Linked DNA regions of Homo sapiens: region 1 is linked to region 2. A link is an interaction called in ENCODE POLR2A ChIA-PET data of the cell type or tissue named here. Cell type or tissue: HepG2. All regions are shown on one strand. Each heading gives the region's core, and the rest is flanking DNA. Links, peaks and the distances in the headings are about the cores only. Region 1 overlaps NOLC1 (nucleolar and coiled-body phosphoprotein 1). Region 2 overlaps LDB1 (LIM domain binding 1).

The links. Peaks named below come from ENCODE experiments on the same cell type or tissue, not always from the same donor. Only the 100,000 strongest peaks of a DNase experiment are listed, where the experiment ranks them.
Region 1: POLR2A ChIA-PET joins it to region 2 with 5 read pairs; 25 of 35 experiments call an interaction of 5 or more read pairs at or near these places.

The regions. Positions count from the first base shown.
Region 1 is chr10:102,162,826-102,178,551 of GRCh38, forward strand. It overlaps NOLC1 (nucleolar and coiled-body phosphoprotein 1), which reads left to right. Exons shown (of 13, transcript NM_004741.5): 13 at 1-1,045. Among named protein-coding and RNA genes, the nearest start is that of NOLC1, 18 kb to the left of the region's middle. In HepG2, for the core only: a CTCF peak has its summit at 6,779 (motif pointing right); a DNase peak (open chromatin) is centred at 6,776; H3K4me3 peaks cover 380 bases; H3K27me3 peaks cover 640 bases.
Region 2 is chr10:102,111,950-102,116,949 of GRCh38, forward strand. The region is part of intron 1 of LDB1 (LIM domain binding 1); the gene reads right to left. Among named protein-coding and RNA genes, the nearest start is that of LDB1, 5.9 kb to the right of the region's middle. RefSeq lists silencers at 2,405-2,494, 2,545-2,694, 2,715-2,864, 2,975-3,184. In HepG2, for the core only: a CTCF peak has its summit at 454 (motif pointing left); DNase peaks (open chromatin) are centred at 473 and 3,062; H3K4me3 peaks cover 2,238 bases.

The sequences.
Region 1 (15,726 bases), core at 4,386-9,385, 55 kb after region 2:
TCCTCATTTATTGGGTCTGGGACTGAAGTTTTTAGCCAGCATGGACCTAACCTACTTTTTGGGATAAAATTCTCTGTTTTGTTACAGGCAAAATTCTGGTATGGCGTGAATGCCATGGGTCATTCTGAATATATTTTTTTCTGTAATTTTATCATTACACGATGTTTGCAATACGTGCTTTGTTTTTTAATTTGAAAGCAAACTTTTCTACTGTTGAAAGACATTTTTTGACAACTTGACCCTTCCTAGTATTGAGTTCTAAGTTGAGGACTGCATCTTCTCGTTTTTTACAGTATAGAGAACAAAATGACATGAGTTTGAAAAATACATATCACTTGGTATTGCTGTCTTGGTTGCAGTGGTGATACAGAATTGGTTTCATTAATTCCTACATGGTTGAGAATCACTGATCAAGAAAGTGGGGGGAAAAAAAACAAACGTTAAAACCTCAATCCTCAGTAGGAAGGTAGATTACATTAGGTGAAATTATAGGTAATCTATGTATGTGCTAATGGGGTTGGAAAGAACCTTACAGAGCATATTACCTGATAAACTGGAGTGGGTTTGGGAGAACAAACTAATAGGATTATTGTGTCTCCTAGTTGGTACCTGGGAGCAATTGACATGCCCCCTTCAGAACCTTAACTGTTAGTAGCAGTGGCTGTAACAACACAAACCAGTGACCAGAGATAACAGCTTTTAGGCCAAGCTGGCCTGACGGTATGGCTGCAGGAAGTGACTGAGCAGTAGCGGTACTCAGCCAGACCAAGACGGAGAGGGAAGAGTCCACAGCTTTCTGGAAGCTAAGGCATTCTGGTGGTAGAAAAGTGTGCCCCAAGCCTTCATGGACGAGTTATAGGTCTTAAGATTAGTCTCCTCTTGTTTGGATTCCATACTTGCTAAATAACCTGATAATAACCTGGTTTTCCATGTAACTGCCTCTAGGAAGAAAATGTACTGTTCATGCTGACACAGATATTTCAGTCTGCATGGTAAAAGTTCTAAATCTTACTACAAAATAATAAACTGGCTGGTTTATAATGTGTCTTGGGAGTTTTATTATTGTGAGTCTAAACCCCTCCCACCCCCTACTCAAACCAGAACAACTTTGGTGCCAGTTATAGGACTGGGGTCCAGACCTGTGATTTCACTGCAGAGGCTTTTTGGCAGCAGCTTGTCTCACGGTGCCTTTTCCAGGCTATATTCTAGCCTACGCATAGTCCAAATTGGGGGTTGGCAAAATGGCCTATGGGTCAAATCCAGCCCATGGTTTGTTTTTGTATTACCTAGGAGCTAAGAATGGTTTTTACATTTGTAAAGGTCTTTTAAAAAGAGAATGTGTGACAGAGATCTTATCAATGGCCCACAAAGCCTAAGATATTTAGGATGCGGCCCTTTACAGAAGAAGTTTGCCAATCCCTGGTCTAAATCAGCGATTCCTAAGACATCAGCTGAAAATTAGAATCATCTGAGGAACTTAGAAGCACGGATACTCGCAAATCAAAACCACAATGAGATACCATCTCACACCAGTTAGAATGGCGATCATTAAAAAGTCAGGAAAGAACAGGTGCTGGAGAGGATGTGGAGAAATAGGAACACTTTTATACTGTTGGTTGGACTGTAAACTAGTTCAACCATTGTGGTAGACAGTGTGGCGATTCCTCAGGGATCTAGAACTAGAAATACCATTTGACCCAGCAATCCCATTGCTGAGTATATACCCAAAGGATTATAAATCATGCTGCTATAAAGACACATGCACACGTATGTTTATTGTGGCACTATTCACAATAGCAAAGACTTGGAACCAACCCAAATGTCCATCAATGATAGACTGGATTAAGAAAATGTGGCACATACACCCCATGGAATACTACAGCCATAAAAAAGGATGAGTTCGTGTCCTTTGTAGGGACATGGATGAAGCTGGAAACCATCATTCTCAGCAAACTATCACAAAGACAGAAAACCAAACACCGCATGTTCTCACTCATAGGTGGGAATTGAACAATGAGAACACTTGCACACAGGGTGGGGAACATCACACACCAGGGCCTAATGTGGGGTGGGGGGAGGGAAGGGATAGCATTAGGAGATAGATATACCTAATGTAAATGACAGTTAATGGGTGCAGCAAACCAACATGGCACATGTATACATATGTAACAAACCTGCACATTGTGCACATGTACCCTAGAACTTACCCTAGTATAATATAAAAAATAAAAAGAAACACGGATACTCAGGGGCCCATCCTGAGATCTATTGAGTCAGACCCTGGTGCTGTCTGGTGAGGCCCGGGCACTAGGGTATTTTTAAAGCTCCCAGATGATTCTAATGAACAGGTAGAGTTGAAAACCGCTTATCTAAAGAGTATTTGAAAAGAAGTGAATTGGTATTTCCCACCTTCATGCTTCCATTTTCAAATATACTTGTTAAAAATAATAGTATAAAATGAAAATTTCAGGCCAGGTACAGTGGCTTACGCATGTAATACCAGCACTTTGGGAGGCCAAGGCAGACGGATCACCTGAGGTCAGTAGTTCGAGACCAGCCTGGTCAACATGGTGAAACCCCGTCTCTACTAAAAAATACAAAAATTAGCTGGGCGTGGTGGCACGTGCCTGTAATCCCAGCTACTCGGGAGGCTGAGGCAGGAGAATTGCTTGAACCCTGGAGGTGGAGGTTGCAGTGAGCTGAGATCGTGCCACTGCACTCCAGCCTGGCGACACAGTGAGACGCTGTCTCAAAAATTTAAAAAAAAAAAAAAAAAATTTCATCTCAGCCCTGTTTCCTGGAACCTGCTTCTGTGTCTCCTTCCAGACAGTTTCTAGGTATGTGCTACTATATGCATCCTCCCCTCCTTTTTTTCTTGGCACAAATGGGGCAGTTCGTCAAGTGCAATGTTTTGCAACTTTCAGAGCTCAATTCATAGCAGAACACAGCAGCTCATTTTTAATGGCTATATGGTACTCTGTTTTAAGTTATTTAAATTAGTACTTTAGGGGCAGAAGTTTAAGTATTTTGCTATTACAAATAGTGTTACACTGGGTAGTCTTATACATGAGACTGAGTATCTGTGTGTTTTTATGTAGGAAATATTCCTAAAAATGATGGCTGGTTCAAAGGATATTTGCATTTATTAATAACATTTTGATCATTATTGCCCTCCAAAATCGTTCTACTAATCGTATAGTTCCAGCAACATTTTATCAAAGTGCCTCTTTGCCCTCTTGCCAACACTATTTACCAAATTGATCTTTGCTACTTGGATAAATGAAAATGCTCTCTCATTTTTGTTTGTTTTTGTTTTATAGTGGTAAAACACGACATTAAATTTACCACTAACCATTTTTAATTGTATGGTTTAGTAGTGTTAAGTATATTCCACTGTGTAACAGATACCTAGGACGTTTTCATCTTGTAAAATTGAAACTATATTCATTAAACACTAATATCCCCTCCTCCCCAGCCCTTGGCAACCATCTTTCTACTTTGTTTTTATGATTTTGGCTACTTTAGATATAACCTCATGAGTGGAACAGTAATGATATTATCTTTTTGTAGCTGGCTTATTTTACTTAGCCAAGCCAATGTCCTCAAGGTTCATCCATGTTATAGCAGGTGACAGGATTCCCTTCCTTTTTAAGACTGCATGATATTCCATTGTACGTCTATACCACTTTCGCCCAGACTGGAGTGCAGTGGCGTGATCTCAGCTTACTGCAACATCCGCCTCCCAGGTTCAAGCAATTCTCTGCCTCAGCCTCCTGAGTAGCTGGGATTATAGGCACCTGCCACCATGCCTGGCTAATTTTTGTATTTTTAGTAGAGACGGGATTTCACCATCTTGGCCAGGCTGGTCTTGAACTCCTGACCTCGTGATCTGCCCACCTCGGCCTCCCAAAGTGCTGGGATTACAGGTGTGAGCTACCACGCCTGGCCTTGGCATTTTTATTTTATTTATTTTGAGACAGGGTCTTGCTCTGTCACCCAGGCTGGAGTACAGTGGTGCAAACTTGGCTCACTACAACCTCCACCTCCCAGGCTCAAGCAATCCTCTCATCTTAGCCTTCCGAATAGCTGGGACCACAGGTATGTGCCACCACACTTGGCTAATTTTTGTGTTTTTTGTAGACAGGGTTTTGTCATGTTGCCCAGGCTGGTCTCGAACTGAGCTCAAGCTATCTGCCTGCCTTGGCCTCCCACAAGTGTTGGGATTACAGACGGGAGCCACCGCGCCCAGCCCGTTTTCATTTTTAAGTTGAATATGACATACATCCATTAATTTATTCTCCTTAAAACATAAATAATTTGTGAGGTTGCTGTTTATTGTTTAAATCATGACTTTTCTTCTGTATTGTATAACCCTTCTCAGTCTTGTTTGCTTTTTTCCGACAGAACTCATTTCCTCTTAGGCCTTGCAAAGCTGAGTCTGCTACGTTTTGCAGCTAGTGTGTTACACAAATGAGGCGGTTTAGCAAATTGCCTAACAGTATTCATTAGGAAGGTTAACCTGAGTCTGCGTTTGTTTGTTTGTTTGTTTGTTTTTGAGACAGGGTCTTGCTCTGTTGCACAGGCTGGAGTGCAGTGGTGCGATTACGATCACCGCTCACTGCAGCCTCAGCCTCTGGGGCTCAAGCAGATACTCTGATCTCAGCCCCCTGAGTAGCTGAGATCCTCCCACCTCAGCCTCCTGAGTAGCTGGGACTACAGTAGTCACTAGGCTTGGCTAGTTGTTTTTTTGTTTGTTTTGTTTTTGTTTTTGTTTTTAATTTTGTTTTGTAGAGACAGGGTCTCCCTGTGTTGCCCAGGCTACTCTCAAACAATCCTCCCACCTCAGCCTCCCAAAGTGCTGGGATTACAGGCGTGAGCCACTGTGCCCAGCCCAGAGTGTACCTTCTGATGTAAAATGAGAATACTGGCTGGGCCTGTAATCCCAGCACTTTGGGAGTCCAAGGCGGGTGGATCACGAGGTCAGGAGATCGAGACTATCCTGGCTACTTGCAGTGAGCTGAGATCGCACCACTGCACTCCAGGCTGGGTGACAGAGCAAGGCTCTGTCTCAAAAAAAGAGAGAATACTATCTCAACTCATTTGTAGATTCTTGACTCTCTCAGAGGCTTGTTGTAAGGACTGAGAATTTAAAGCACTTAGTACAGTCCCTGGCATATTATAAGCACTCCATAACTGCCTCTTGCTCAACAAAAAAAGCTTTGGAAATGATGTTCTTTGGTTTCCTTGTGATGTGCAACATGCCATTTTGGCAAAGGCATCAAGCATATGTTAATGATTATTTCCCTGCAATGGTTTTTTGTTGTTTCACGTTTATCATCTTTATTCCTGATACAAAAATGGATATGTGGAATTGGTCCTATTAGAAACTTCTTAGTTTTGTGAAGAATCTGGAATTCCTACCCCTTGCTGATGGGCTCTGGCACTGAAATCCGCAAATTCAGTCAACCAGACACATGGCTCATGCCCCTCTGCATCATGCTTCATGGACACAGGCAGGAGACTTCCTAATGCCCTGTTGGGGGCTTGCCCTTCGCCCGGTGTAGCCTTACTGCAACCCTGTTAGGTGGGTATCGAGTAGATCATTCCATTTGGGGCCAGGTAAGTCTTTGCTTTTGAGGACTGTCCTGTGTGTTGTAGGATGTGTGGCAGCGTCCCTGGCCTCTAACACTGCATGCCAATAGTTTCCCCTAGTTGTGACAACCAAAAACGGCTCCAGGCATTGCCAAATATTTTCTGGGAAGGAAAATTGCCCCTAGTTGAAAACCACTACGGAAACAGCCCTGAGTATCAAATGATTTACTTAGGGTTGATGAAACTGCAACTTAGTGGCACATTGAGACAAGAACACAGGTCTCTGTATGTCCAAACATGGAGCTACCTGTATTCAATAGTCTTTGTGAACCTGCTATGTACTCGTCATAGAACTCCCAGAGAGCTCAGTGTCTAATGGGGAAAGTCAGGCATGGGAATGGTTTCTGTGCACTGAGCTGAGTTCTGTCCCAAACTGAAGGTCAGAGTAGCACCCCTAAGGGTACAAGCAAGAAAATACTTGGCTTGGCCCGGTGTGGTGGCTCACACCTGTAATCCCAGCACTTTGGGAGGCCGAGGCAGGCAGATCACGAGGTCAGGAGTTCGAGACCAGCCTGGTCAACATAGTGAAACCTCGTCTCTACTAAAAATACAAAAAATTAGCCAGGTGTGGTGGCAGGCGCCTGTAATCCCAGCTACTCAGGAAACTGAGACAGGAGAATCGCTTGAAACCGGAAGGCGGAGGTTGCAGTGAGCCAAGATCGTGCCACTGCACTCCAGCCTGGGCAACAAAGTGAAACTCTGTCTCAAAAAAAAAAAAAAAAAAAAAGAAGAAGAAGAAGAAGAAAAGACTTGGCTGATGGTGGCCTAGGATTCTGAAGACAGCTGCAGTTTGCCAGGAGCGAGAAAAGTGCATACCGTGTAAGGAAGAGTGCCTTTTCCAGTGGGAGAAGAGGGCTGTTAGAATGGGTCAAGCAGAGGTGTGCGGGAGGTGGGGGCAAGATACTGCGAAATTTCACTGAGAGTTCAATGTCAATGGCCTTTTGTACCTAAGTTAGGAATTAGTACTTTATTTTGTCCACCTGAGTATGTTAGGAGATTTGATAGTCTAATACAATACTCCTGGCACTAATCCGGTTGCGGTGAAAGCACTATTTCTGCCGGACCACGAAGTTCTCAAATCCCTCCTGCAGAGCCTGTCTGCAGTTACCGATGGGGCCAGTAGGTGGCGATGTTGCCCCCCTGTTTAGGGAGCTGGGCTGGACTTAAATAGAAGCTTAACTCCTTACTTACTCCAGTGCTATTCAACAAACTTGAAGAGCCGGGCGCAGTGGCTCACGCCTGTAATCCCAGCACTTTGGGAGGCGGAGGCGGGCGGATCACGAGGTCAGCCGATCGAGACCAACCTGGTTAACACAGTGAAACCCCGTCTCTACTAAAAATACAAAAAATTAGCGGGGCGCCGTGGCGGGCGCCTATATAGTCCCAGCTACTCGGGAGGCTGAGGCAGGAGAATGGCGTGAGCCCGGGAGGCGGAGCTTGCAGTGAGCCGAGATAGCGCCACTGCACTCCAGCCTGGGCGACAGAGCGAGACTCCGTCTCAAAAAAAAAAAAAAACACCTTGAAGAGCCCACTGTGAGCCTTTGGATACACAGATGAATAAGACACAGGCCCTCATCTGAGGCTCTTTAGTTTTGGAAATTAGAGAAGGGGTTTTTTGTTTGTTTGTTTGTTTGTTTGTTTTGAGACAGAGTCTCGCTCTGTCGCCCAGGCTGGAGTGCTGTGGTGCCATCTCGGCTCACTGCAAGCTCTGCCTCCTGGGTTCACGCCATTCTCCTGCCTCAGCCTCCCGAGTAGCTGGGACTACAGGCGCCCGCTACGGCGCCCAGCTAATTTTTTTGTATTTTTTAGTAGAGACGGGGTTTCACCGTGCTCTCCATCTCCTGACCTCATGATCTGCCCGCCTCGGTCTCCCAAAGTGCTGGGATTACAGGCGTGAGGCACCGCGCCCGGCCGAGAAGGGAGGTTTTCTGGTCTCTGGTCTGTACTGGTTATCCATGAGAGGTTACCTGATACCTGAAAGCCAGTGGCAGGCAACATGGCTTGTAGAAGATTAATGTTCCCCGTGGAACCCCAACCCTACCTCCAGGTCCTGGCAGGGCCTTCGGGCTCCTGCAAGGGTGACCGGCTGCAGATCCCACTGCTGATGGAAATTGCGGGCCTGTGTTCTTCCTAGGTCTGGGAGCTCAGAGGCTTTGATGCCTTCTCCTCTCTCCTCTCTCTTCCCTCCTCTCCCAGCATAATCTCAAGGAGCTCAGGATTGAGGAGAACAAATGCCAGGCTTCCGCCTTGGAAGTGGATACTTCCAAGTGGCAGAGGAAGTACAGAGTATTTCAAGAAATTAGCCTGCCAAACAGAAATTTATCCATTCAGCAAAAATTCATCCATTCAGAAAATATGAGTGGCTGCCATGCGCCAGGTACATGACATGTGATCCTGTGTGGTAGCTGTTGCAGATACAATCCTGAATGAACAAAAAACACAGTTCCAGCAATCAAAGTTTACTCAAAAAAAGTTTTGTTTACTCAAAAAAGACAAAAAGTTTGTCCGACTAGTGAGGGACAAAAATATTAATCCTCACAAATAAATGTGTAAATACAAACTTCAGTGTGTGAAGGCAGGTTGTACAGAGCTATGAGAGCATGTAATAGGGGCAGCTGACCCATGTGGTGGTGGGACTTCCTCATGGATAGCATGACCATGTAACTTTTTTTTTTTTGAGACGGAGTCTGGCTCTGTCGCCCAGTCTGGAGTGCAGTGGCCTGATCTCCGCTCACTGCAAGCTCCGCCTCCCGGGTTCACTTCATTCTCCTGCCTCAGCCTCCCGAGTAGCTGGGAGTACAGGCGCCCGCCACGCTAATTTTTTGTATTTTTCATAGAGACGGGATTTCACCGTTTTAGCCAGGATGGTCTCGATCTCTTGACCTCGTGATCTGCCCGCCTCGGCCTCCCAAAGTGCTGGGATTACAGGCGTGAGCCACCGTGCCCAGCATGACCATGTAACTTATTGTCTGAACTGGGATGCTTTTGAGAGGAAGAGGGAGGGAAATTAGTCTGAGATGAATAGGTGTAAAGTGAGGCTATGCTAGTCATGCCAGGACATATGGTCACTCTAGTAATAGAAATCTAAGAATAGGAAGTGATGTTTCAGCCAAAACCTGAAGTTAAGGGTTAATTAGGGGAAGCTAGAGGGTTGGGGGTGCTAGATATGTGAGTTTTCCAGTTAGAGGGAATAGCACGTGCAAAGACCTTTTTGTGCCTTGGGAGGATGATGGAGACCCCACACTGAAAGGTCTATGCAGCTGGAATGCAGAGTGAGGAGAGAGAGCAGTGTAACATGAAGCTAGAGAGGTAGGCAGGGGTAGAGTAGGCAGAGGCTTTGTAAGGCATGTTTGAAATGTCGGTCTTTAATAAGGCAGTAGGGGCCAGGCTTGATGGCTCATGCCTGTAATCCCAGCACTTTGGGAGGCTGAGGCGGGCAGATTCCCTGAGGCCAGGAGTTTGAGACCAGTCTGGCCAACATGGCAAAACCCCGTGTCTACTAAAAGTACAAAAAATTAGCCGGGCGTGGTGGTGGGCACCTGTAGTCCCAGCTACTCGGAAAGCTGAGGTAGGAGAATTGCTTGAACCCGGGAGGCGGAAGCTGCAGTGAGCTGAGATTACACCATTGCACTCCAGCCTGGGCAACAAGAGTGAAACTCTGTCTCAAAAAAAAAAAAAAAAAAAAAAAAAAAAAAGGCAATAGGAAGCCATTCAAGGTGTGAGTGTCTTAGCTTGGGCTGCGATAACTAAATACTAGACTGGGTGGCTTAAACAACAGAAATTGATCTCTTACATTCTAGACTCTGGGAAGTGAAGCATCAAGGGGCCGACCAATTCACTTCCTGGTGAGGGCTGTCTTCCTGGCTTGCAGATGGCCATCTTGCTGTGGCCTCACATGATGGGGGCAGAATGGGGCGAACAAATTCTTTGGTGTCTCTCTTTTTTCTTTTGTGTTTGTTTGTTTTAGAGACAGGGTCTTGCTATGTTGTCCAGGCCATAGTGCAGTGGCTATTCACAGGTGTGATCGCAGCACACTACAGCCTCGAACTCCTGGGCTAAAGTGATCCTCCCACTTCAGCCTCCTGAGTAGCTGGGACTACAGACACGTGCCACTGCACCTGGGTCTTCGGTCTCTCTTTTTTTTTATTTTTTTGAGACAGAGTCTTGCTCTGTCGCCCAAGCTGGAGTGCAGTGGCACGATCTCAGCTCACTGCAACCTCCACCTCCTGGGTTTAAGTGATTCTCCTGCCTCAGCCTCCCAAGTAGCTGGGATTACAGGCACGTGCCACCATGCCCAGCTAATTTTTGTACTTTTAGTAGAGACGGGGTTTCCCCATGTTGGCAAGGCTGGTCTAAAACTCCTGACCTCAGGTCGGGCACAGTGGCTCACGCTTGTAATCCCAGTACTTCCGGAGGCTGAGGCAGGTGGATCACGAGGTCAGGAGATTGAGACCATTCTGGCTAACACGTGAAACCCCGTCTTTAGGGAATATACAAAAACTTAGCCAGGCGTGGGGGCGGGTGCCTGTAGTCCCAGCTACTCAGGAGGCTGAGGCAGGAGAATGGTGTGAATCTGGGAGGTGGAGCTTGCAGTGAGCCGAGATCGCACCACTGCACTCCAGCCTGGGCGACAGAGCAAGACTCCGTCTCAAAAAAACAAAACAAAACAAAACAAAACAAAACAAAAAAAACACTCCGGACCTTGTGATCCGCCCGCCTTGGCCTCCTGAAGTGTTGGGATTACAGACGTGAGCCACTGTGCCCAGGCAACGGGCTCTTCTTATGAAGGCACTGATCTCACCTGGGTCTGCACCATCATGACCTCATCTAAACCTAATTAGGTGGTGATTAAAGGCCCCATCTTCCAACATACCACACTGGGGATTAGGGAGTCAATATATGAACTTGAAGACTTCACAAATATTCAGTCCATAAGAGTGAATGTGTATGCGTGTGTGGTTTTTTTTTTTTAATTTTTTTTAATTTTTTTTTTTTTTTGAGGCAGAGTCTCGCTCTGTCGCCCAGGCTGGAGTGCAGTGGCACTATCTCGGCTCACTACAAGCTCCGCCTCCTGGGTTTGCGCCACTCTCCTGCCTTAGCCTCCCGAGTAGCTGAGACTACAGGCGCGTGCCACCACGCCCGGCTAATTTTTTGTATTTTTAGTAGAGATGGGGTTTCACCGTGTTAGCCAGGATGGTCTCGCTCTCCTGACCTTGTGATCCGCCCACCTTGGCCTCCCAAACTGCTGGGATTACAGGCGTGAGCCACCCTGTCCGGCCTTTTTATTTTTTTGAGACGGAGTCTCGCTGTGTCACCCAGGCTGGAGTGCAGTGGCGCCATCTCGGCTCACGGCAAGCTCCACCTCCTCGGGTTCACGCCATTCTCCTGCCTCAGCCTCCCGAGTAGCTGGGACTACAGGTGCCTGCCACCACGCCCAGCTAATGTTTGTATTTTTAGTAGAGACGGGATTTCACTGTGTTAGCCAGGAAGGTCTCGATCACCTGACCTCGTGATCTGCCCGCCTCAGCCTCCCAAAGTGCTGGGATTACAGGCGTGAGCCACTGCGCCTGGCCTTTTTTTTTTTTTTTTCCCCTAGAAACAAGGTCTCACTATGTTGCCCAGGCTGGTCTGAAACTCCTGGCCTCAAGTGATTCTCCTGTCTTGGCGTCCCAAAGTGCTGTGGTTACAGGCATGAGCTACTGTCCCCAGTTGTGTATGTGTGTTTTTTTCTTTTCTTTTCTTTTCTTTTTTTTTTTTTTTTGAGATGGAATCTTGCTCTGTCGCCCAGGCTGGAGTGCAGTGGTGCCATCTCGGCTCACGGCAAGCTCCGCCTCCCGGGTTCACACCATTCTCCTGCCTCAGCCTCCCGAGTAGCTGGGACTACAGGCCCCCGCCACCACGCCCGGCTCATTTTTTGTACTTTCAGTAGAGACGAGGTTTCCCCATGTTAGCCAGGATGGTCTCGATCTCCTGACCTCGTGATCCGCTTGCTTCGGCCTCCCAAAGTGCTGGGATTACAGGTGTGAGCCAGCGCGCCCGGCCGTATGTGTGTTTTTAAAAAGGATTTTATTAGGGAAATTTTCACATACTTACCAAAGTAGGAAGAACAGTATAATTAAGCCCCATCTTCCCATCCAGCTCTTAACAATACACAGCCCATCTTATTTCATCTCTTATTAGCCCAACTCATTCCCCTTCCCACTTCCCATTGGATAATTCTGAAGCAAAAACAAGACTTTTTTTTTTTCTAAGCAGTCTCACTCTGTTCCCCACCCTGGAGTGCAGTGGTGCAATCTGGGGTCACTGCAACCCCAAGCCTGCAACCTCCAGCCAGGCTCAAATGATCCTCCCATCTCAGCCTCCTGAGTAGCTGGGACTACAGGTGCACACCACCATGCCCAGCTAATTTTTCATCCCATCAGAACAAGTAAACATGTGGGCCCCACGGCTCTTGTGGGTACTGTCTCCCTCATGGTGAACAAGCCTCCTGGTGTTTCGTCCAAGAAAAGGAAGGGTGTCAGCGGAACCACAGTCCTTTTTCATTTATAAACTGCCTCTTCATGTTGCCTGCTCAAGTTTCCACGTAGAATTGCTATCACTGTGGCTCTTTATTTTTCTTTTTCTTTTTTTTTTTTTTGAGACGGAGTCTTGCTCTGTTGCCCAGGCTGGAGTGCAGTGGCGCGATCTCGGCTCACTGCAAGCTCCGCTTCCCGGGTTCACGCTATTCTCCTGCCTCAGCCTCCCGAGTAGCTGGGACTACAGGCGCCCGCCACGGCGCCCGGCTAATTTTTTGTATTTTTACAAAATACAAAGTAGAAACGGGGTTTCACCATGTTAGCCAAGATGGTCTCGATCTCCTGACCTCGTGATCCACCCACCTGGGCCTCCCAAAGTGCTGGGATTACAGGCGTAAGCCTCCGCCCCCGGCCCACTGTGGCTCTTTCTAAAAATCCTTCTATTTAACTGGCTCACTGAAATTAGTCATAGGAAACTTGTGATTTGGTGAAGAAGCATTCCTTGTAATAACCAAATGATGGGACGGTTTGCATAGCAACAGTGTTACACTTATGGGGGCCGTCTCTAGAATCCAGGAAGTCTCTGGATCTGAAGGATGAACAGTTCTTCCTGCTCTGAATGAGAGTGGACTCTTCCCCTCACCTCCAACTGAAACCACGAACACCCAGAATCTTCTGGGATTCTGACTTAAGAGTCCTTGTTATAGAAGACCTTGTTGCTATGGAACATGAAACTGTGTGTGTCAGATGGAGAGATTCCCTTAACTTAAGAGCCTTAAATAGCCCTGAAAGTACACCGGGACAGTTTGCCATGTAATTAAAATTAGAAGTGAATATTTTTAGGTGCCCTTGAAGCTTTCTGGGGACTCAAAATTATCAAGAGTCAGGGACAGTCCGAAGGAAGAACGTCTGTAAAAGTGGGTTCCTGGAAGTACAGACAGATGTGGCTTTTTGTAGAACTTGGTGGGGAGCGGTGCCTCGTAAGAGCGGAATGGCCTGGCGTAGCCAGTGCTTCCCGGCAACACGCAGCTCTGCCAGCCTCCAGAATTCCCCCGTTCTGAGCTTGATGCCCTTAGCCTGTCCCCCACCTCCTTCTTCCCCTCCCCTCTAGCCCTCTCACAGGGGTGATTGCTACCACTCTTTTCTTGGGCCTAGGCAAGTTTTAGAGGAGTTCTCAACCATTGTCACGAAGCCTGTGTGCTCCCTGGGCTGGATGGCCTGGGCTTGCGTGTGGCCCGAGGGCTCTCCTGGGGTCTTTTTCCCAGTCACCGTCCAAGCCACAGTGCACTCATTGGATGTATGTTCTTAACATAGCTCACTGCTTCTCTTTCTACATTAAAAAAAATCATTATTGCATTTTGGAAAGCAGTGCTTATCAAAAGCAACTTTTTTTTTTTTTTTTTTTTGAGAAACGGAGTCTCTCTCAGACGCCCAGGCTGGAGTGCAGTGCCACGCCCGGCCCAAAAGCAACTTTTAAAACCTATTTTATTGTTCCTTTAAATGTTCTCTCCCGCTGAAACTGCCTTGGGGAGGCTAGCAGCTGCTCTTCCATTTCCCCACATCAGGGTATTCTCCACGTCACTGAGTGGAGATGACTCCAGGTATGTTTAAAGACTGGACAATTCACCTGTACTGTGTAGGAAATTACCTCCTTAATTACCTGGTAGAATTGTCAGCAGACATGTTCATCCGATGATAGTACTGCAGTTTTCTATAAATAATTTGCTGACTTTTATCTAACCTGCACTCATGTACAGATTATTAAAAGTTTTAAAATGTAACTGATCAGTATTGATCAATCATTATCTTGACTTTTTTTTACCGTGTATATTTCTTTTTTCTTTTTATTTTTTTGAGACGGAGTCTCGCCCTGTTGCCCTGGCTGGAGTGCAGTGGTGCAATCTCGGCTCACTGCAAGCTCTGCCTCCCGGGTTCACGCCATTCGCCTGCCTCAGCCTCCCGAGTGGCTGGGACTACAGGCGCCCACCACCACGCCCAGCTAATTTTTTGTATTTTTAGTAGAGACGGGGTTTCACCGTGTTAGCCAGGATGGTCTTGATCTCCTGACCTCGTGATCCGCCCACCTCGGCCTCCCGAAGTGCTAACAGGCGTAAGCCACTGAGCCCACCCCCTATAGTGTATATTTCTAATCATATTCTTTAAAGCCAAGAGAACTGGTTGAATGAATGTTTATTTTCCTGAAGGTATTTTTAGGATAAAGCTGCCTAATGGCCTGTAAACTTTGCATATATATGTAGTTTGATACATATTGTCACATTTGAAAATCTTGTGAGTTGTAACTGGTTTTATACAAAATATCGAATAGTGGAAATTGTATAATTACAATCATGTAATTAAACTCCCCCCCCAAAAAATACCAAAATTAGTCGGGCGTGGTGGCATATGCCTATAATCCAAGCTACTCGGGGGGGCTGAGGCAGGAGAACCGCCTGAACTTGGGAGGTGGAGGTTGCAGTGAGCCGAGATCTCACCACTGCATGCCAAGCTGGGCAACAAGAGTGAGACTCCATCTCAAAAAAATTAAAGTTAAGCCTTTAAGGAAAAAGGCTTTACTTTTCACACTTAAAAGAATTATCAGGCCGGGCGCAGTGGCAGGCGCCTGTAGTCCCAGCTACTCGGCAGGAGAATCACTTGAACCCAGGAGGCGGAGGTTGCAGTGAGCTGAGATTGCACCACTGCACTCCTGCCTGGCGACAGAATGAGACTCTGCCTCAAAAAAAAAAAAAGAATTATCAGTATAGTAATTAGTTGGTATCATTAAACATCCAGTGAGTATCACCATCCAGTCAGTAGAGATGGGATTTCACCATGTTGCCCAGCCTGGTCTCAAACTCCTGGGTCCAAGAGATCTGCCCACCTCTGCCTCCCAAAGTGCTGGGATTATAGGCATGAGCCACCACACCAGGACTTTAAAAAATTTTTTTCTTGAATTGAGTAGTGCTTTAGAATTATCCATTAAGCTTCATGTTTATGTTTGCTGTATTTCACACACACATACAAAGTGTTGTTGTTGTTTTAAAGAAGAATGCTGTGTTTCCTTGGGACAGGTGAGGTGAGAGGAGAAACGTAGAAGGAGAAAAGTAGAGAGATGGAAAAAAGAGGGCTCTGAGGAATACAAAACCTGCAAGACAAAAGGGAAAAGAGTGGCTGTGGGGGCCGTGGACCCTGAGAAGGTGTTTCCAGGTTCTCCACAGAGGGACCCCAGACCTTGCATCTGCAAGCCCACTTGAGCTCCAGGCTTCTGGAGAGGTCTCCAGAGAGCGGGACTAGAAAGGCAGCCCCAGGAGTGATGATGGTGAGCCTGCCCGGGCCAGAGCAACTCCAGGACAAAAAGCAAAGGGGCCTGGGAAGTTGGAGAAAGTTTCTTTTCATTTTCTCTTTTTCATTTGAGAAAGGCAGCAGAGAGCAGTGGAAAGGACCAAAGGGCCCCGTGTCTGAATTGTAGCACTAGTAGTTGTGTGATACTGGGTTATGATACTCCATTAAATTTTTTTTTTTTACTCTCCTCTAATTTCTTTTACCAGACTCCATTAATTTT
Region 2 (5,000 bases), core at 1-5,000:
TTATAAGAGAGTGGTGGACTAGGGGAGGGGGCTACTCTAGGGAGCACCTGTCTCTCCTTCTAATTCTGGCTCCAATCTTATTTCATTAAGAAACAAGAGTAGTCCACCCTAATCCCAGCGCATACCCAAGATCCCATTTCTTCATTTGGCTGAGTCCTAGATGACAGAAGAGGAATTGAAGCTGGGAAGAATGATTACAGAATAAATAAATATCCAATCATTAGAATCTAATATTGATAAACCCCCTTTTAATCTACATACTTTCACTCAATCATCAAAACAACCTTATGAGGTAGCAGGGCTGACCATAACATTCCCATTTTACAGATGAGGCAACTGAGGGCTCAAAGGACCTTGCCAAGATCATAAAGCTAGTAACTGTCAAAGCTAGGACTTGAGCTTGGATCTTCTGATTCCCACATCCTATACTCTTTCTACCATCTGACCCCTCTATTGCCCTCTAGAGACCAAAGTGGGGGAGGAAAAGGGAGGATTTTCAAACTCTGCCCTTCCTCCACCCTCAGGGTCTCAGGAGGGCAAGGGATGGAAAGATAAATGGGGGTGGGTGCCTGTTGGGTGTGGCCTACCAGATAACCAGTTGGGCCTTCTGCCTCCCCACTAACGGCCACTCCCTTATCAGCCCAGCCCCCACCCCCGCCCCCAAGGGTAGACAGTATTGTCTCCAAACCAGAAACCCAAAGCCTCAACCCCTTTTCTCTTCTGAGACTTGGGAGTCGGGGAAGCAGGCAGATGAGCCTCCTTTGCATCCCACTCTACCTACAATTGAGAAGTAGGTGGTCTGGGAAGAAGCCTATGTTCCTCAGTCTAGGGGCAAGTGGTCACTAGACAGGGGTCTCACTAGTGTGTATCTGTGATGTGCACATGTCCTCTCTCTCACCTCACCTAACAGCAAACAGTTCCTGGAATACTGTTTTCTGACTGGAAAAAGTGTTAAATTCATAGTTGGGTATGAGCCAGGTACCCCTGCAACTCTGTTTCCCCTTCTCACCAGATAGGAGGGGAAACTGAGGCACAGGCCCAAAAGTTCATCTGACTCCAATCACATTTGCTTCCTTGGGTCCCTAAAACTCGACTGCATTTGGAAGGGTAGCTAGATTGGCTGTATCTAGATCTCCTCCCCAACTTAGATACAAAACCTATTTTGTTTCTTTGGGGGGAAGAGACAAAAGAAGACCCTGTGCCAACATGTGTCATTTAATTCTCTCCCCAGAGCCCTGTCCTCACAATGCAGGCAAAAGGAGGGTCCCAGACTGCACAGTCTCTGAAGATGCCAAGTCAGAGCCTGTGTGTGCCTGCACACACGTGTGCCTCATCCTGCCTAGCAGGCTTTCACCCTCAGCTCGCCCTAACATGCCTATCAAGGGCTGGAACCCAGCAGCCCCAGGCAGATTCAGATGCCCGCAACAGGCCCTCACCCCATGCACGAGCTCTCACGGGCCACATCCATATGCTCCAAGAACAGCACACACAGCCTTCACATGCCAGTCTGGACTGAGCCTGTGTCTCCAGAAAGACAGTCCCCACCCAGCCACCAAGTCTCCCCAATCCACAGACAGGCAGACTAAGGCCACACAGGAAGCCCAAACTCACACAGCCCACCAGAGGCCAGGCCTGGGCAATAAACCCAAGAGTAGATTCTCAGACCTGGCCCTCATCCCCCAACTAGGCCATCCTTTCTCCCATAGCTTAACCACCCCTGCCTCCTCAGTTTCCGGGCCACTTGAAATGTGTTAGCTCAAGAACCTGAAGAGACAGGAGGCAGGACGCCTGGGTTTCTCTCCAATTTTGTAAAAAAAAAAAAAAAAAAACTCTCAGAGCCTCCATTTCTCTCTCTAGAGAATGAACAGGCATTGTCTAGGCCTGGGTAAATAGCTCTGAGGAGCTAGAGCCCAAAGCTCTGGGCCTCTATTTACACCTCCAGTGAATGGACACAAACTCAGCATCTCTCCAGAGCCACAACTCCCAGTGGCTCCAGCACAAGGGCTTGGGAGTGAGTAGAGAAGGGGAGGGACATCACCCAGACCATCTGTCCCTGTTGCTGCCTGTCCCCAGCAGCAGGAGTAGAGGCAGCAAGGTGGGGGGACGGAGGAGATGTGTCATCCAGCCCTGGAGTCAGCCATAGCCCCCCTCCCACCTCTAGCAAATTGGAAGCCTTTAGGAAGGGGGAGAGAAGAGCCCAGAACTAGTAAAGTTTTCTCAGGGTGGAAGCTGCATCCCGGGGCTGAGGGGGGCACCTCCAGCTGGGTATTGCCATGGTAACCAGGCTGACTCGAGGGCAGGCCTCCTCCCTTTAGGGACTGGCCACAGGTCAGCAGGCCTGAGCGCCCCGGCGGCTCTGGGCTGGGGCACCTCTCCCCCAGCCCGCAGATCAGGCCCGGGCCGGGCTGAGGGCCTTCCGCCCACCCCCAACAGGCTCGCAGGGTGCCCAGACTTACCTGGGAGAACTGAGGGGGCCAGGAGAGGTACGGGGGAGCGACTGCAAGCCCAGAGGAGTCCTGGCAGGGGTGAGGGCTGACGGGGGGACAACTTCAGCAGCTCATGTCCCGAGTGGGACGGGCAGGCCCGACTGGGAGCTCCAGTCCGCCGGCCGCACAAAGACTCGCACGCACTGCCTCGGCCCGCCCCGCGGCGGCCGCTGTCCCGGGGGAAAGTTACAATGGCCACTGGGCCGGGGGCCGGGGGCCAGGGGGCCGGCCTGGGGGGCGGGGGGCCGCGGGGAGTCCGGAGCCTTCTTTGTTTGCAAGGTTTCCCTCAACAATGGCTGCTCCGCTCTTTCCTCTCTCCTCCTCCTCCTTCTCGGCTCTCCCCGCCGCCGCCTCTTGCTGCCTCTGCCTCCGAGCAGCCCGCCCGCCCTCCCCAGGCCACCGGGCCCCTCTGCTGGGGGCACCAGGAGAGGCAGGACCCGGCACTCACACTCACTCACACTCGCACACTCAAACACACACGCAGCGCCCGCCGGCTGCCTGCCTTTCTCCCTTTCTCTCCCTGCCTCCCTCCCTCCCCGCTCGCTCTCTCCGAGCCTCTCTCAGAATGAGGCCCCAGGGCGGGCGGAGGGTGGAGCTGCCCCCACCGGCCCCGCCCCCTCCCTGAGAGGAAAGAGGAAGAGCAAGGGAGGGAGGGAGGCTGGGACGGAGGGACTGCTGAGAAAAACAAAAGAGAGACAGAGACTGGGAGAGACAGGGGACGGATCAGATTGGGCCAGGAGAGACCTGGATGGAGGAGAGGCCTGTGGGGGCCAGGAACGAAATGCAGCCCGCCTCCCCCGAGCCCCAGGCACGGTGCTCAGGAGTGAGCAGGTGGGCCAAAGCCACTGGCAGAGATGGAGGAGGGCGGGCTCCTCTCTGCAGACTCCAAGATCTTCAAAGCACCTCCCAAACCTCCCCCAAATCTTTCTCGCCCCTGTGATCGCTCAGGTTGAAGGCTGGCCCGGACTGCCAGCCTGGGCTCCCCTGGTGAAATCCTGGAGCAGCTGGGGGGAGAGGCTCCAGGGGGTTATTTTTGACAGACACACATTCTGACATCAGACTGTAAACACTGATTGGAGGAAGGGGGACACTCCAGGCTTCCCTGCCCCCAACCCAGCTAAATTCCAAGCCTTGACTTAGATCCCCCTTAACAGGAAGCCCCCTTCCCCACCACCACTGAAGACAAGTGGGTGCCAGGGAAAGAGGCATTGTCAGAGCTAGGGAAAGCCAACTTGGCCATCCAAGGGTCCCCAGAAGGAGCTTAGTTTGCTGCTGAATCCTCCCCACCACCCCAGAAAAAAAAACGTGTGGTTAGTGGATAGGACCTGTTCTCCCATCCAGCAGGGCATCCCAAGGGAGCAGATATTTCTATTTTTTTTCCTAAGGTAATTTTGTTGTAGCAGGAGGGAATATTTCTAAAACTTGGGTAGTGGGCCAGACCTTACTCGTGGACAAATAGGAAAAGGAAAATACATAGTACACACACACACACACAAACACACACACACACACGGGAAGGGGGAGCACGAACCTTCTATTTCCTTCTTTGCAATTTGAGTGTCTGTTTCTCTACTTCCTGTCTCCTACCCCCAACTATATTCACACATAACTCCAAGGACAGGATTTCTTATGACATACTCACTAGTTAACTGTGCAGTAATATTGCACCTGGCTCTGTGAACATCTTCCACATAAATAACACATCTCACTTTCACATAAATCACTACCTGATACACATTTCAACCTGTGATATATCTTTTTTCCAAGACGGAGTCTCGCTCTGTTGCTTAGGCTGGAGTGCAGTGGCGCGATCTCGGCTCACTGCAACCTCCAGCTCCTGGGTTCAAGCGATTCTCCTGCCTCAGCCTCCTGAGTAGCTGAGATTACAGGTGCATGCCACCACACCCAGCTAATTTTTGTATTTTTAGTAGAGACAGGTTTCACTATGTTGGCCAGGCTGGTCTCGAACGCCTGACCTCAGGTGATCCACCCACCTTGGCCTCCCAAAGTGCTAGTATTACAGATGTGAGCCACCGCGTCTGGCCATCAACCTGTGATATATCTCAAATCCTAAATATACCCAAATCCTGGATATATACACACACACACAGTCTAAGTCATACACACTGGGACCTATGACACGCATCCTGACCTCAATACACACACCAAAACTGTGTTATAACCCCTAAACCTGTGACAGCCTATCACATACACACCCCGATCATTTATTATGCAAGGACTTAACCTATAAATCACCCTCTCTGAAGCCTGCGTACCATTCCTCATCACAGCCTGGCCATAGAATAAACCCCAGCTTTCACAAACATACTGAAATCTATAACATTCAGCCAGACCCTGCAACATACAGCCTATCACCAGGACTTAAGACACTCCCACTGACTCCCAAATTTACAGCTTAACTCTGGGGTAGTCCCACTTCTCCCCCACTGCCTTTAAACTTTCCAAAGTGCATTCACAGGCAGTACCTCAAGAGATCCTCATAGCACATAGGGC